Linked DNA regions of Mus musculus: region 1 is linked to region 2. Evidence: chromatin contacts called from ENCODE Hi-C or POLR2A ChIA-PET data. All regions are on one chromosome and are shown on one strand. The core of a region is the stretch at or near the end of the contact, and the rest is flanking DNA. Distances in the headings are between cores, read along the strand shown.

Region 1 (3,101 bases), core at 138-2,637, 340 kb after region 2:
TTAAAGCTAGAGTGTATCTTCGGAAGTCCCTGGTGCAGCGAACGTGGAAGATTTAACTGAACCAGGTCGGAAAATAGAGAAAAGTGTACGAACGGAGCATTTTAATAGCAATCAGAGGCGGAGCTTCTGAAGTCTAGGGGAAGCGGGAAACTGAGGGGGAGGAGTCTGCAGAGTCATGGGAGGAGCCTCGGACCCCAGAGCCCCAGAGCCTGGCTTGAAACGGGGTGAGGGTTAGTGTCAGGGAAGACTTGTAGATGTCCTCGTGGACTTAGTGTCCGGAATGGGAAGTATTCCTCACGGTTCCGAGGCAGGTAGAGGTGCAGCTGGTCGGTCCCTGTCTGCTCCGCGGCCCAAGTAAACAGCGGCGCGTGCACGTGGGATTTGGGGGACGTGCCCACGCCCCCTCCCAGCAGGACTGCAGCGCATGGGGTGGCGGGTGGAGCCGCGGGACGGTGGCGAGACAGGGAGACTCGACTGCATTCCTGGCCGGTGTGTCAGCGTCGCTGCCCGCCCCTTCTGCGGAGATTTTGGAGACTCCTCCAGCATTGGGATGCTCCCCCCTTCTTCTGAGGCTTTTGAGAACAGAGGTCACCAAGGCTACGAAGGAGTGTTCCCTCCGCCAGGAATCTCCAGACTATGTGTCCACCCTCGCGCGTGGGCGAGAAACTCTGGGGCTCGCCCTTTGTGGGCTTCAAAACTCCAATTCCCAGATAACTCGAAGGTGGCTGGCGATGGACGTCGGTCAGGAGTCTGCTGGGGATTGTAGTTCAGCTTGTTGCTAGGCACGCCAGTAAATCGCCAATGCTGTGATGTTTTGTTTTGTTTTTTTGAGACAGGGTCTCTTTATGTAGTCCAGGCTGGCTCGGAATTCGCTGTGTAGATCAGGATGGCCTTGAACTTTCAGAGGTGCGCCTGTCTCTGCTTCTTAAGTACTAGGATTAGAGGCCCCTTATTTTTATTTTTTGTTTTATTTAGACAGATAACCCGGGGCTTGGAGTCCTGATTAAGGTGGGTCCTTTTCTCGCCATAGTATTGGTCGTGTGAATTTCTCCGCGCCTCCCATCTCCTCCTTAAGTGTCCAAATCTTCACTCAGGCAAGGGGACACTGAGCCTGGAGGAGTGGGAAAGGGCTCAGGGGTTCTTCCCTTGTACCCATAGTGAGGTGAGGGTCTAAATTCTTGTGCATTTCGCCGTCCAGGACGTCCATGATCTTCTGGACCTAGCTCTGGCTGACTGTCAAATGGATCGCGTCTGACTCCAAATGGAAGTGTCCCTGGCGGCGCCTCGCCCATTCGGGACTACAAATCCCAAGGTGCTCCAGGCAACCGCAGTTCCCCCTCCTCCGAGGGACACGCCTCCCTCCAGTCAGAGTCACGTCGTCTAACCTGTTCCCAGGCGACTGCCCCGCCCCGTCCTCCGCTCCCCGCCGCTGGAGCCGGAGCCGGAGCCCGAGGAAAAGCCCCCCGGTGCCAGGATCTGCCCCGACGCGTGAGTTCCACCCCCACCCAGGGTCCAGCCACCCCAGAACCGGATACCGCGTTCCTGGGAAGACTTATTGGAAACTCGGACCTTAAGTCCAGGGGAATAGTGTGGGGAGCTCACGCCTGGATCCCTGGAAAGAAGGAACTGGGGTGCCGACTTTACTGGGCAGATGGATAGGGGGTTTGGACATCTGCTCTTAGTGGTGCTCGGAGCCCTTGGTCCTGGGGAGTTATTGGAGCTGGAATTTTTTGAATACTTTAATTGGGGACCCTTGGAAGTGTCTTAGGGTGCTGTTGAGGTCCCGGGTCTCTGTATTTGGGGCAGATGTGGGAGATCAGGACGTTCTAGAATGGTCCGGCGCCCGGTCACCCTCCAGCTGCCTTCAGCACCGAACCACTAGGTGTTTGAGTAAAATTAGTGGCACTGGACTAGTGGATCCTGGTCTTCGAAAAGAGTGGGACAAGCACGAGGGGCGTGGGTTTCTCAGGAGGCTGTGTGCGCTACACCCCACCTTCTGGTTTTGGGATGGGGGCAGGGAGTGAGAAGCCGGGGCAGCTCTCCAACCTCTTCTGTGCCGCTGAGCGAACCCCAACATGTCATTAGCTGGGGCGTCAGACCTGCCTAACCAGAGGAGTCACATTCGCCCAGGAGCGCCCCCTAGCGGAAGCGGGAGTCAGACCTCTTATTGCCCCCACGGGATGGGAAATAGGTGGTGTTTGGTAAAGTCATTCTAGAGCCCAGGGCAGAATAACAGGACTGCAGGGCTGGATCTGGTAGGCTTCTGTGGCCGTGTACTGCTGCGTTATGCGTTACAGAGAATGGAAGTGGTAAACAGGCTGGCGGGCCATACAGGCAGTTGAATTGGACGTCTCCTTCGCTCTTGTGACAGCTGTCTGTGTGTGGAAGGAATTCCTTCACTGCCACCAGCTTTTCTAATTAACCTTCTTCCTCCTGGGGTGGGGCTCCTTGTGACCCAGAGGTGAGGCATGTTGCCTCCACTTCCATCTGTCTGACCTGAGGTATTATGGGAGATAAGGGAGGGAGGGAGGCTAATTCTGGAGGTGTCTGTCTGTCCTTGAGCCAGGGAGAGGGCAGGGGCAGGCACGCACCTCCCACTGTCTCTCCACCTCTGAGCCCTTATGTAGGGGGATTACGAAGCTGGTGGGGGAGAAGGGTCTGAAGAGGGAGGGTGTTTGCGAATGCCTGGGCTGGAGTGACAGCCTGAAATGAAGCTAAGGAACAATAGCCACAGCTGCCAGCACAGGCTGTGTGTGTCCTGCCAGGCTCAGGTCAGGATGGGTCTCTCTGTCCACACAGGCATTTGGCAATCACCCAAAGGTAGAAACAGCGAGTTCCACCTTCAGTGGAGTTCGTTGACCCCCGAGAGGATGCCTCCCTAGCAATGGGGAAACTGAGGCTGGTCCTGGGAACTTTCCAGTTTCTGTCTGGAACCTTCCAGGGCCTCTCATCCTGCCGTAGCCCTACATTCCTGGGGATAGTCACTGTTGCTCTCTGGTGGGAGAATTAGGGTCCTGTGGTCTAGAGGCTCAGGCGGTTGAGACCACTGGCAACAGAACGCACAGCTCTTAGAAGCGCAGAAGGAAGGGGTTGATGTGTGG
Region 2 (3,321 bases), core at 592-3,091:
AGAACCTCGGCCCTTCTCCCCACCATCACAATATGGACTACAGGGTGCAGAAGCACTCGGACAAACGGGAGTTAGACGTGAAGAGGGACTTTCTGTTTGTTGGGGTGAAGGAATTAATGTAAGTCTAGCAATGCCTAGATGGTGTACATTCTGGAGAGCCCCTGCTGAGGGTCGGGGTAAGGATGGCTGACTCCTGCCACACAGATGTGGATCCTCTTGTCTTTTGATCTTCCAAGGCTGACGTCATCTGAGGACTAGTCTACCTAAGCCACCTGTTACATTAGATTCCTCAGAAGGACCCCCGACCACCCTATTTGTGCCCCTACCTTAGCTCCTCAGCTGATCTTTATCCCGGAACCTCAATTCTGACCCCCGACTGCCCGAAGTCCCCCAACCCCCGTCTTCAACCCTGAATTCCGGCACAAACTTTTCCTTACTGCGGACTACCAATGCCTCTTAGTCTCTGTATTTCTCCTCTCTACTACAGAACTCATTTCTCGAGGTCCTCCAGCTCTATCGCTCTACCCTAGAGCTCCGGTTCCCACCTCCAATTTGTTCATTCGACTCAGGGGCTCGACACCTTTCAAGTATAACTTCGAGGTTTCATTGCTAACATTTTCTTCCGTTGGAAGCAAGCCTTCGCATGGATCTGCAGTCTAAATCGTTCTCCCAAACCTTGTCCCCCGACTCCCACACCTAGAATCTGTGTCCTCAGGTCTGTTGCTCCCACCTGGGCCCACACCACAGCGCCTGCTTGCATTTAAGCCCCACACCTGCCCCCCATTTCCCGCTCCGCCATCCCCGAGGACACACCTCGCCCGCCTCCGGGTAGTAGCTCCACTCGGCCAGGTCATGAGCCTCCATCTTCACTGAGCCCAGCATCCCCGGGGCCTGCGCCCCCACACACCCAGGCTGAGGCCCCCCTGGGGGAACCGAGTGCTTCGGTCTCTCTACAGGCACTAGCCCCGAGTTCCGACCTGAGGCACACAGCCCGGGAGTCCCGCTGGCCCAGGCGCCTTGGGAGGCAGCCACTTTTTATAGCCGGGACACCCCCTCCCGGGCCCGCCCCGGGCTCCCCGCCCGCCTCCCCGAGCGCGGCGCCCTCGGATTGGGGCGCCCCCTGCGGGATCTCAAGAAGAGAGACCTCAGGCACTGGGAGCCTCGGTCCTGGCACCTGGAAGCTTGCGATGGATGAAGAGTCGGGGACTACAAGGCGTGGGGTAGAGAGCCACACCCTGCTGATCCCAAAAGCCCTAGAGCAACAGAGCGGGAGCCGGGGAATCTTTCTGCCTCTAAGTGTTTCATCATCTCCAGCTAAAGGAGGGAAACTCTAGAACCCCGCATGTCTTCCACGAAAGAAAGGAGGTTGACAGAGCTCAGGACTCCACAAGTCCCTATACAACACCGTTTAAGTAGCCCGCAGAGATTCCTGAAACCACATTCCCATTGGACAGACAGGAAGACTGAGGCTTTTGACGTCTGCGAATGTTGCAGGCTCCGTACAGAGTCAGGGTCGGCGGTGGAAAGGCTCAGGGCTTCTGCTCAGACCCCATTAAGGCACCAGATCTCCTCTAAGACCCAGAAACTCCACTCACAGCACTCTCCACTCAACGTTAGCCAGCCGTCTAGGGAGAGGGACTCCGGACCGCTGGGAACTCCATTTCCCAGAAGCCTTCGTTCCCATTTCCGTCCGGCGCCTGCGCAGCGCGGACTACATTTCCCAGAAGGCATGGCGCTCGAAGGCCGGAAATGGCGGCCGCTCCGGTGGACGCCCGGGGAGGGCGGGCGGCTGCCGACGCGGCACGCCTTAGGGGCGGGGACCGGCCGCGGTGCCGGACTCCATTTCCCGGCGGCCCTACTAGTGCAGCGCCTGCGCCGTGTCACGGCGGCGGGCGGAAGATGGCGGCGGCGGCAGCGTCTGCGGAGAGGCGCTGCTGAGGGGGCGCGAGGGGGACAGAGGCCGGAGTCGCGGTGAGCGGGTGGCGGCGTGAGGTCCTGGGGTGGGGGGAGGGGGGGCGCTGACAAGGCCGGGGCGCGAGCGATGGGGAGGGCCTCGGCGAGGGCCGGGAGCAGCGGGGTCGCGGGCCCCCGCTTCTTCCCACACTGCTCGGGACCCATCCTTGCCTTCTTTGGCTTCCCGGTCCCCCGGGGCCAAAGTTCCACCGTGGCCGCGCAGACCTCCTGGGCCACCAGCCTGGCCCTGGCTCGTCCCCCGCTCCGCACACTGCTGCACCGGGCCCTTCACTTCCCCAGACTGGCCGTGTGCGAAGCTTCCCACCTCCGGGCCTTTGCACAGGCTGTTCCTCCCCAGTGTCCCCCGCCCTGGAAACGTGCTGTTATCCTTCGGCCTAACTCCCTTTCATCTTCGGGGTTGGGGGGCTCGGCACCCCACGTCACTGCCCCTGCAAAACCTCCGTTTGCCTCCCTCCTTCCTCAAATCCGCCTGCTGAAGGCTCTCCTAGGTCCCCTTGCCTTGCCTTCTCGTCACGTGTGGTCGAACTTGTTATTAGGATTTTATTTGTGTGCTGCGTGAGGAGGTCCCTGACCCTGGGCTCTGTGTAAGAGAGGACAGAGTGTGTCCTGGTGCCTGCCTCCCAGCACAGCTCGCGCCCAACATACACTGGTGTTGCTTAGGCGATGCTCGTTGAATGAATACAGAAAATACAAAAAACAAACAAACAAACAAACAAACAAAAACACTTGGAGATCCACTCTTTAGGATAACGGGAAAGTCATCGTACTTCCTGGTGGGAGGGGCGGTTCAATGCTGAGCACACAACCAGAGAGGGGAAAACAGTGTTAATGTTTCTGATAGCCAGACTGCAAACATCCCGGCTGTCCTTCAGTGGGAAGTCTAGCAGAAATCACTATATTTACGTAATAAAATGATTTGCAACCGTGGAAAGAAAGGAAGGTGGAAAATAGACTGAGCTCAGTATTTACTAAGAGAAAAAAAAGTGAAATAGAAAATAGTTTCTATAAAGTTGACCATCAGCTTGTCTTGGAAGTTCACATGCGTGGATTCAGCCAATCTTAAGATTGAAATAGTCAGGAAAATGGTTTACACTGACTTTAAAATTTTACATCCTCCCTCAACAATACAATGTAACAACGTTGTTTACATTGTATGTTGAATTAGGTCATCTGGAGGTGATTTAAGCCAGACTTGATGACACAGACCTAGTTAAGAGACTGGGGCAGGGGGATTACAAAGTTACTTGGCACACAAGTGCTCTTACTATACAAGCCCTGAGTTCCCCAGCTAGCACAGCCTAAGAGATGATAACAGTATGCTAGAAGGTCTGTGTAGCACTTGAACAC

The links. Hi-C counts contacts between places; a loop is a spot of excess contacts on that map. ChIA-PET counts read pairs that join two places held with the same protein, here RNA polymerase II (POLR2A).
Region 1: a loop to region 2 is called in a map of left cerebral cortex, with 2.2 times the contacts of the local background. The contact joins the promoter of Ppp1r13l here to the promoter of Sympk in region 2. A Hi-C loop is called at or near these places in 1 of 37 maps with a recorded cell type or tissue (left cerebral cortex). POLR2A ChIA-PET finds 5 or more read pairs at or near these places in 1 of 5 experiments (embryonic stem cell).

What each region holds. Positions count from the first base shown.
Region 1 is chr7:19,359,829-19,362,929 of GRCm38, forward strand. Ppp1r13l (protein phosphatase 1, regulatory subunit 13 like) reads left to right here and starts at 1,388. Exons shown (of 13, transcript NM_001010836.3): 1 at 1,388-1,488.
Region 2 is chr7:19,022,536-19,025,856 of GRCm38, forward strand. It overlaps Sympk (symplekin), which reads left to right and starts at 1,842. Exons shown (of 27, transcript NM_026605.2): 1 at 1,842-1,971. It overlaps Foxa3 (forkhead box A3), which reads right to left and starts at 1,004. Exons shown (of 2, transcript NM_008260.2): 1 at 814-1,004. The coding sequence starts at 882.